2 separate regions of the Homo sapiens genome follow, and region 2 is linked to region 1. The links are chromatin loops, found by intact Hi-C in ENCODE. Cell type or tissue: GM12878. All regions are shown on one strand.

Region 1 (5,000 bases):
TCTGTAAGTCTATTTCTCACAGCCATAACACAAAAAGTTTGGACAGAATCACCATTTCCCAAGGTGTGTTCCTCCAAATGCTAGTCATCAAGATTCTGCAAAAGAATAAAATGAGTTGTTTCATAACCAAATACTATGGGAAGCAGCTCAAACTCTCTTGAGTTTCATGATGCTTCTTGGCATCTTAGAGATCCTGAGACATCCTGAGAAGTCCTGCAGGAAATACACCTGCTGTATTTGCTATCAAATAAGTTTAAAAAAAAAAAAAAAAAAAAAAAAACTGGCCGGGCGCGGTGGCTCACGCCTGTAATCCCAGCACGTTGGGAGGCTAAGGCAGGCAGATCACGAGGTCAGGAGATCGAGACCATCCTGGCTAACACGGTGAAACCCCGTCTCTATTAAAAATACAAAAAATTAGCCGGGCGTGGTGGCGGGCGCCTATAGTCCGAGCTACTCGGGAGGCTGAGGCAGGAGAATGGCGTGAACCCAGGAGGCGGAGCTTGCAGTGAGCCGAGATGGCGCCTGGGCAGCAGAGCGAGACTCCGTCTCAAAAAAAAACCAAAAAACTACTGGACACTAATCTTTGTGGAATATCTACTGTTTAACATGGCTGGAGGTTATCTTGCTTATCTTCATGAAATATCTACTGTTTAACATGGTTTGAGGTGAGGGTTCAGCAAAGCACACTAGTGCTTACCTATTCCAGCATCTGCATTCCTCCAGCTCACATGCTCTGGATTGTTTAGATTGTGTAAACCTAAAACACTCGGGCTATTTGCTTTTCCACCTAGAGATGGGGAAACTGAAAAGTGTTCTTTTCAGAAAATTCTAGGTTGTTGCCGTCACTGGGACACCATCATTTCACAGGAATGTATGTTTCACGTTTCACGTTAAACACGTACCTTGCTGCATGTAACATTTAACATGTTTTCTTCCTTTCTTCACTAGTCTACACTTCTTATCTTTCTTCAGTCATGCACATTTCTTACCGTTTAAGAGAAGACATCACTGTCCTGACTCAGAGTTCCACAGAAGGTTTTCTAGGGTTGGGTTCTCCTTCTGTAGCAAATGTATTTTTCATTATCTGAGCACTTTTCACACTGAACTGAAATTGCTTATTTGCCTATTTCCCTTCTAAACAAGGAGTCCCTACAGTTCAGGGCACAAACTTTTAAGTATTTTATCACCTGTGTGGTTAACACTTAGTATCTAAAACTTACTTTAGATATTGTTTATACATCTAATTCATTTAAATATTTGTCAGGCGTCATCTTATTAAATCCTCTCAATTATCCAATGAAGTAGAAGCTGGCCCTTCACCTGATATATTGATGAGGAATTGGAGGCTTAGAAACATGTACTGGCATTCCCTAAGCTTTAGAGGCTGCATATCTACAAGGTTAGTGGCTGAAATTTGAAGCCAGACAGTCAGATTCCAGAGCTCTTACTCTGGCCACCGTATTGTATTACCCAGAGGCAGTGAGGAGATGCTCAACAAACATTTGTTGAAAGAGAAATGTATGAGGCTTTATTAAAAGAGCATCCTATAAGACGGCTGCTTCTCTGATTTTACATACTCTGAATCTTGGAGAGAATGGTCTGTCAACCCTCTCCAACACAGGTATCCATCTCGAAAAACCTAGAGAGGGATTTGTTAAGTCAGGAGTTCATGAAGCTGATCAATGACTCAACTGAGTAATGGGAGACTCATTTTCTGGAATGAGAACTGTAGGTAATGCAGATTTTTTAATTAATATTTAAAATCTTTATTAAGGTATAATTTACTGCTATGGACTGAATATTAGTGTTTCCCCCAAATTGACATATCGAAGCCCTAGTTAATCCCCAATGCAATAGTATTTAGAGGTGGGGACTTTGGGACATAAATGGGCTCAGATGAGGTCATGGTGGTGAAACCCCTCTGAAGAAAATTAGTGTCCTTGTAAGGGATGAAGGGGCCAGAGCTCCCTCTCTCTACCAAGTAAGGAAGTGGCTGTTTGTAAGCCAGGAAGGGAGCCCTCACCAAGAACTTGACCATGCTGGCATCCTGATCTTGGACTTCCAGCCACCAGAACTGTGAGAAATAAATGTTTATTATTCAAACCACCCAGTCCATGCTATTCGGTTATAGCAGCCCAAGCTGACTAAGATATTTTCATAATAAAAATCAATGTTATATACTCAAAATGGGCAAATTTCATAGTATGAATTTGGTATGCATTTGTACTGTTGTTCCTTCCACCAAACCATGACAAGTTTTAATACCAAAATTATGTTCTTTCTTGACAAAGAACTGGTGAAAACTTCCAGATGGTGTGGGTGCCCCCTTTCTGTCCTATACTGTTTCAACCAAGGTTGGGCAAAGACCTTCTTTCCTTGGTCAGGGCTTTCATGCCTGTTATTGCAGTTAGCCATGAGTTGTTGTAGCCTGTCACATCCCGTCATGAATTGTAAGCTCTCAAAGGAGCATGACATTTCTTTTGCATTTTTAAACGAACCCAAGAATAAACAAAGTGACATACTTGTCTGGAGAAAACATAAGGCTTGAAATCAGGTGACCCAAGTTTGCCTCCCAGAGTCCCTCCTTTAAAACTATATGACCACAAGCCTCAATTTCTCCATCAGTATAATGGGAATAATATCATTATAACTCCTGGTTCCAGGCTGGCTATGCCCCTAACAATCTATATGGTATTTACCAAATAAAGGGGAAGAGAATGCAAAGACTTTTAAGTATTTTCTACTCCTTGAAATCTTTGATGCCTGGATTTTAAGAACTCAAATTTCCAAACAAAAACTTTTTTCTTAGTCTCTAAGCAGCCATTTTCCCCAAACCACTTGCTTTTATGACCTAGACTGCAAATAACAAGTCCTGTTTTGCTCAGATGAAAGAGTGATTTGACAACCACTTAACGGTGTACATTTTCTCAGCATCGCAATCACAGAAATACCTGGGCTAAATGGCACAGTGCTGATCCACTGTGAAAATTTGTGGAGTGTTCAATTACCCTTAGAATTGTTCATCTCTTACCTGTGGAGCCCCAGAGTCTAATCACAGGACAATAGGCTGCAGCTGGAAAATATTCCACAGCACACAAAGAAAGTTCACAGAGAAGCCACAGGCCCCAGACCCCACCTGGAAAGTGAATTGTCCTGCATTTTGCAGCACACGCATCATCCTTTTCTTGACAGTATGTTCCTAATGTCATCCTGGAGGGACAGAATAATAAATAACAACAATAAATCTGACATTGGCTTATCAAATCTAAGGACAGAATTAATTCAAGGGCTGCAGATTCCAGTGACTAGCATTTGTGGATCTTAACTGGATCTGATTGGATTCAGACACATGTCACATTTCTGGCCCCAAGTCTATTGAAGATCATGCTCTTGACTCAAAGGACACCCACTGGACCCCAAAATGGAAAGACCTCCAATGATACTTAGTTTTCTTTGATTGAATGATAGACTTCTTCATGTATTCCTTATTCCACAAACATTTAATACATGTCAGCTATCTTCCGGTAACTCTGCTTGGGGCTGCAATTAGAAGACAAATAAAATACAGTCCCTGCCCTCAAGAATCCCCCTGTCTGAGGTGTCCTGTTACCATTCTGCCCTCTCCAGGAAGACACTTCTATCGCGTTTCAAGGACATACTGTGGAAAAACGTCCTGGGCTTTGAGCCAAACAGAAGTGTCTGGCCTGCAGCGGCCACTTACCTCTTGGTGACTGAGGTACTGAGGTAGGGCTTTTTGGTTTCTTGTTTTTCTGTTTTCGAGACGGAGTCTCGCTCTGTCACCCAGGCATGATCTCGGCTCACTGCAAGCTCTGTCTCCCGGGTTCACGCCATTATCCTGCCTCAGCCTCCTGAGCAGCTGGGACTACAGGTGCCCACCACTACGCCGGGCTAATTTTTTTTTTTTTTGTATTTTTAGTAGAGACGGGGCTTCACCATGTTAGCCAGGATTGTCTTGATCTCCTGACCTTGTGATCTGCCTGCCTCAGCCTCCCAAAGTGCTGGGATTACAGGTGTGAGCCACCGCGCCCAGCCTGAGGTAGAGTTTTTACCCTCCTCAGCCTCAGCTTCTTCATCTGTAAAATGGCAGTCAAGCAAGCCAGAAGTTACATCACTGTACTGTCAACATTATAAGAGAAGTAAACACAGAGCACCAGGAGAATTAGGAGCCATAGAACAGGTGCAGGCAGGCACCCCACGCTAAAGAAGGCAGAACTGGGTCTCGGTTTTGAGAGCAGAGTAAGAACAAATTGCCTCTGGAAGTGTCAGGGAGCCCTGCAGCCTAGGCATGAGAAACCTTACGGATATGAGATGCTGCATGCTCTTGGAGGAATGAATGGCACCTTTAAAGAAAAATGCAAGGGGATGGGACAGTTTGGTTAGAGGGAGTCCTACTGAGTGGCTTAGATAAAATCAGTGACGATTGTTTGACAGTTAAGTCAGTGCCTGAGTGAGGTGACTTTAGGATAGGTGGGTTTCTGGCATTGGTGTTGACATGGATCCTCTGGGTGACAAAACCTCTCTGAAAAGGACAAAGCAATGGGTTCCAAATGAAGCAACAGCCTCCTAGTAAAATGGTGCATCTCGGGAACGAAGTTAGTTACGGCTACTACGGATCATGTGATTGGAGTGCACAGCTTCCCGTTTCCAGATTCAAATCCTTCATTTTCACAACGAGGAGATGTGAGTGCTTAGGCTCTGAGGAAAGGGAGGAGGATGCGTCTAAGAGGAGACGCATGCTCAGTTCTCTCCCCTTTTCTTGATGCGCAGAATTTCTCACTTGGCCGTGAAGAGCAGAGAAAGGAAGGGACTATCCAGTCTACAGATTTCTCACATTCTTGTGTGAAAAGAAAACAGGGGTTGGTGATTGAGGTTCCCTCTTTCTGTACCATTGAAACCCACCAGCGATTAACACAGAGTATTATGGGAAAACGCCCCGGGCTTTGAGCCAAGCAGAAGAGTCTGGCCTGTAGCAGCCTCTT
Region 2 (5,000 bases), 440 kb before region 1:
TGAATAAGGCATGGCTGAAATGGCACCAAAAGCAATTGTCACCAGCACCCAGGAGAGAAGGGAATAATTGGTGACAGCCTGGAATGCAGCTCACACTGAGATTGTCAGGTCAGGCAAGCTGGTCCACTGCCTACTCTGCCAGGTTGGGGTGATTCACCTCCCCTTTCTCTATTTAACTTGTAGTTTATATTTAAAATGATATACACCCATTATAAAGAAATTAAAATATACAGAGAAGCAAAAAAAATTAAAACTTGTCTTATCCTCCCAGACGATTACTGTGTGAGATCATATCCTTCCAAATCTTTTTCTATGTAAATACAATTACAAGATTAAAAAAAAATTCTACTGCATCTGCTATTTTAAAAGCAGCTACTTTTCTTTAAAAATATATTGTGAGCATTCGCTCATGCTCATAAATTTTCCACTACAGTAGAGGTTAGAGATGCATGGCTCACAGTTATTTTTCTGTTTTTTTGCATAGTATCTTGACAGACTAAGTAACTGGACAGCATGTGGCAGACTTGGTATCAATTTTAAAAGCTTATCATTTACTGTTTTATCATAGTCCAGACTCACAATTGCATGTAACTGCTTGGCTGCTGTAGGCATCTATGTGAGGCTCCTGCCCTACTTAGTTATGAGAAAGCTTTGAATGCTGCATGAGTTTCCTGTTGCTGCTGTACCAAATGACCACACACTTCGTGGCTTAAATAAAAATATATTTATTCTCTTACAGTCCTATGGGTGAGGAATCTGACATCGTTCTCACAGGGCTAAAATCAACGTGTCAGCAGGGCTGCATTCCTTTCAGAAGCTCTAGGGAAGAATCTGTCTCCTTGCCTTCTCTAGTTTCTAGAGGCCATCTGTATTAACGGACTTAATGCCCCTTCCCCTTCCTCAAGGCCAGCAAAGTAGCATTTATCTGACTTTCCTCCGCCATCACCTCTTACTCTGATCACACCCAGGAACGTTCTTCACTTTTAGAGATATATGCAATTAGATTGGGCCCTCCTGCATAATCCAAGATAATTTCTCTGTTTCAAGCTTTTTAACCTTAATCAAATCTTCAAAGTCACGGGTTCTGGAGATTAGGACAGGGGCATCTTTGGAGCCATTATTTTCCCTGCTGGAGATGGTATACCATCTTATCACTCCAGGTCTGTCATCTATTTAACTTGTTTCCTGTTAACGTACATTTAGGGTGCTGCCAACATTTTTGCTTTATATACAATCCTTCAGTAAAAATTAATATAACTAAACCTTTCCTTAGCTTTCATTGTTTCCTTAAAGAAAATCACTAAGAGCAAGATTTCTTGATTAAAGCATATGCCCATTTGTAAAGTAGTTCCACATTTACATTCAGGGCTCAGTACATATTTCTTAGGTATCTATTTTGTGCCAGGCATTGTTCTGAGTAGCAAGAATTTATTAGTGAACAAAGCAGAAAAAAAAATAGCCATTCTCAAGAGTTTCAGATTATGTAGTGTGTTGGTGGTTAATTGTCTTTTACCAATAGTTCAACTACTTTTGGCGCTAATTTTACAACTGCCTTTATTCAATTCACTACTTTCTTAAGGAACTAGTTTTCTTTCTTTCTTTCTTCTTTCTTTTTCTTTCTTTCTTCTGTCTTTCTTTCTTTTCCTTCCTTCCTTTCTTTCTTTCATTTTTTCTTTCTTTCTTTCTTTCTTTCTTTCTTTCTTTCTTTCTTTCTTTCTTTCCTTCCTTCCTTCCTTCCTTCTTTCCCTTCCTTTTTCTTTCCTTCTCTTCTTTCATCAGTCTTTAAAATATCTATATTTATAATATAGATATAATTAGAATACATATGTATTCTAATATATCAAAAGCAATCAACTAAGCTGGAATATAAAGGAAAATACATTTGTTTACACTGAGAAAGCCCAAGGCCCAAAATGCATTTTTACCACACAGTAGCAGTATGAACTTGGAAATGACCCCTGGTCTTTATCAACCTGTGTGATGCGAATAGAGTGCATTCTATGTGTTAAGCAACTTTTCAATCACTTTACATATATTATTTCAGTTAGTTCTCACAAAAATCCATGAGTTAAATGTCCTTAAGAATGTCATTTTACAAATTAGGAGATGAAGACACAGAGAGGTGAAGTAAACTGTCTGAGGTCACACAGCTAAGAAGTATTAGAGTCTGGATTTCAGCAAGACAGTCTGGCCTCATAGCCTACACTCATAACCTTCTTAATCCTTGTCATGGGTTAAAAATTGTTCCCACACTTTGAAGTTCTAACCTCCAATACCTCAGAATGTGATTTTATTTGGAAACAGGGTCATTGCAGATGTAATTAATTAAGAGGGAGACATGCTGAAGTAGGGTGGGCCTCTAGTCCAAAATAACCAGTGTTATTGTAAAAAGAGAAAATGTGGACACCTGCAATGAGAACATCATGTGAAGATGAAGGAGGGAGTGGGATGATGCTTCTACAAGCCAAGGGATGCCAAGAACCACCAGCAGCTAAAAAGAGACAAGGAAGGATTCTCCACTGCAAATTTCAGAGAGAGCTTGGTTTTCCCAACATCTTGCTTTCAGAGCTTTAGCCTCCAGAATTGTGATAAAATACACTTCTACTGTTTGGAGCCACCCAGTTTGTGGTACTTTGTCATGGCAGACCTAATCTAATGCAATCTTGATCTCCACTGTGGAGATCAACTGATTTATTTTTAGCTTATAGATGACATGAATCATATAACCAACCCTGTCTTACTTTTCTTTAGTTCTCAGGAAGCTCAGAACAAGGTAAAAATTATAGGGCTTTAGGGGGTGCATTCTACTACCTAAATGTCTCTACCTAAACCCTAGCATTCCAGCTGTATTTTACCTTTATTCCAATATCCTTATTTATAGAAATCTTATTGTATCGCATGCAGGTTTTTTAAAAACTTACTTTTGAAGATGGCCGAATAGGAACAGCTCTGGTCTACAGCTCCCAGCGTGAGCGACGCAGAAGACGGGTGACTTCTGCACTTCCATCGTAGGTACCGGGTTCATCTCACTAGGAAGTGCCAGACAGCAGGCACAGGTCAGTGGGTGCGCGCACTGTGCGCGAGCCGAAGCAGGGCGAGGCATTGCCTCACTTGGGAAGTGCAAGGGGTCAGTGAGTTCCCTTTCTGAGTCAAAGAAAGGGGTGACAGACGGCACCTGGAAAATCGGGTCACTCCCCCCGAATACTGCGCTTTTCCAACGGGCTTAAAAAACGGAGCACCACAAGATTATATCCCGCACCTGGCTCGGAGGGTCCTACACCCACGGAGTCTCGCTGATTGCTAGCACAGCAGTCTGAGATCAAACTGCAAGGCGGCAGCAAGGCTGGGGGAGGGGCGCCTGCCATTGCCCAGGCTTGATTAGGTAAACAAAGCAGCCAGGAAGCTCCAACTGGGTGGAGCCCACCACAGCTCAAGGAGGCCTGCCTGCCTCTGTAGGCTCCACCTCTGGGGGCAGGGCACAGACTAACAAAAAGACAGCAGTAACCTCTGCAGACTTAAATGTCCCTGTCTGACAGCTTTGAAGAGAGCAGTGGTTCTCCCAGCACGCAGCTGGAGATCGGAGAATGGGCAGACTGCCTCCTCAAGTGGGTCCCTGATCCCTGACCCCTGACCCCCGGGCAGCCTAACTGGGAGGCACCCCCCAGCAGGGGCACACTGACACCTCACACGGCAGGGTATTCCAACAGACCTGCAGCTGAGGGTCCTCTCTGTTAGAAGGAAAACTAACAAACAGAAAGGACATCCACACCAAAAACCCATCTGGACATCACCATCATCAAAGACCAAAAGTAGATAAAACCACAAAGATGGGGAAAAAACAGAACAGAAAAACTGGAAACTCTAAAAAGCAGAGCGCCTCTCTTCCTCCAAAGGAACGCAGTTCCTCACCAGCAACGGAACAAAGCTGGATGGAGAATGACTTTGACGAGCTGAGAGAAGAAGGCTTCAGACGATCAAATTACTCTGAGCTACGGGAGGACATTCGAACCAAAGGCAAAGAAGTTGAAAACTTTGAAAAAAATTTAGAAGAATGTATAACTAGAATAACCAATACAGAGAAGTGCTTAAAGGAGCTGATGGAGCTGAAAACCAAGGCTCGAGAACTATGTGAAGAATGCAGAAGCCTCAGGAGCCGATGCGATCAACTGGAAGAAAGGGTATCAGCGATGGAAGATGAAATGAATGAAATGAAGTGAGAAGCGAAGTTTAGAGAAAAAAGAATAAAAAGAAATGAGCAAAGCCTCCAAGAAATATGGGACTATGTGAAAAGACCAAATCTACGTCTGATTGGTGTACCTGAAAGTGATGGGGAGAATGGAACCAAGTTGGAAAACACTCTGCAGGATATTATCCAGGAGAACTTCCCCAATCTAGCAAGGCAGGCCAACGTTCAGATTCAGGAAATACAGATAACACCACAAATATACTCCTCGAGAAGAGCAACTCCAAGACACATAATTGTCAGATTCACCAAAGTTGAAATGAAGGAAAAAATGTTAAGGGCAGCCAGAGAGAAAGGTCGGGTTACCCTCAAAGGGAAGCCCATCAGACTAACAGCAGATCTCTCGGCAGAAACCCTACAAGCCAGAAGAGAGTGGGGGCCAATATTCAACATTCTTAAAGAAAAGAATTTTCAACCCAGAATTTCATATCCAGCCAAACTAAGCTTCATAAGTGAAGGAGAAATAAAATACTTTACAGACAAGCAAATGCTGAGAGATTTTGTCACCACCAGGCCTGCCTTACAAGAGCTCCTGAAGGAAGCACTAAACATGGAAAGGAACAACCAGTACCAGCCGCTGCAAAATCATGCCAAAATGTAAAGACCATCGAGACTAGGAAGAAACTGCATCAACTAACGAGCAAAATAACCAGCTAACATCATAATGACAGGATCAAATTCACACATAACAATACTAACTTTAAATGTAAATGGACTAAATGCTCCAATTAAAAGACACAGACTGGCAAATTGGATA

The links. Hi-C counts contacts between places; a loop is a spot of excess contacts. Peaks named below come from ENCODE experiments on the same cell type or tissue, not always from the same donor. Only the 100,000 strongest peaks of a DNase experiment are listed, where the experiment ranks them.
Region 2: it touches region 1 in a loop (3-fold over the local background); 1 of 110 quality-filtered maps calls a loop at or near these places.

What each region holds. Positions count from the first base shown.
Region 1 is chr4:10,619,874-10,624,873 of GRCh38, reverse strand. The region is part of intron 2 of CLNK (cytokine dependent hematopoietic cell linker); the gene reads left to right. LOC105374480 (a long non-coding RNA gene) reads right to left here and starts at 3,826. Exons shown (of 5, transcript XR_001741593.2): 1 at 3,722-3,826; 2 at 3,032-3,540; 3 at 2,024-2,074; 4 at 1-95. In GM12878, a CTCF peak has its summit at 1,968; a DNase peak (open chromatin) is centred at 1,923.
Region 2 is chr4:11,064,865-11,069,864 of GRCh38, reverse strand. No RefSeq gene overlaps it. Among named protein-coding and RNA genes, the nearest start is that of MIR572, 300 kb to the left of the region's middle. RefSeq lists an enhancer at 3,243-3,889. In GM12878, no CTCF peak of the experiment used is centred here; no DNase peak of the experiment used is centred here; H3K4me3 peaks cover 489 bases.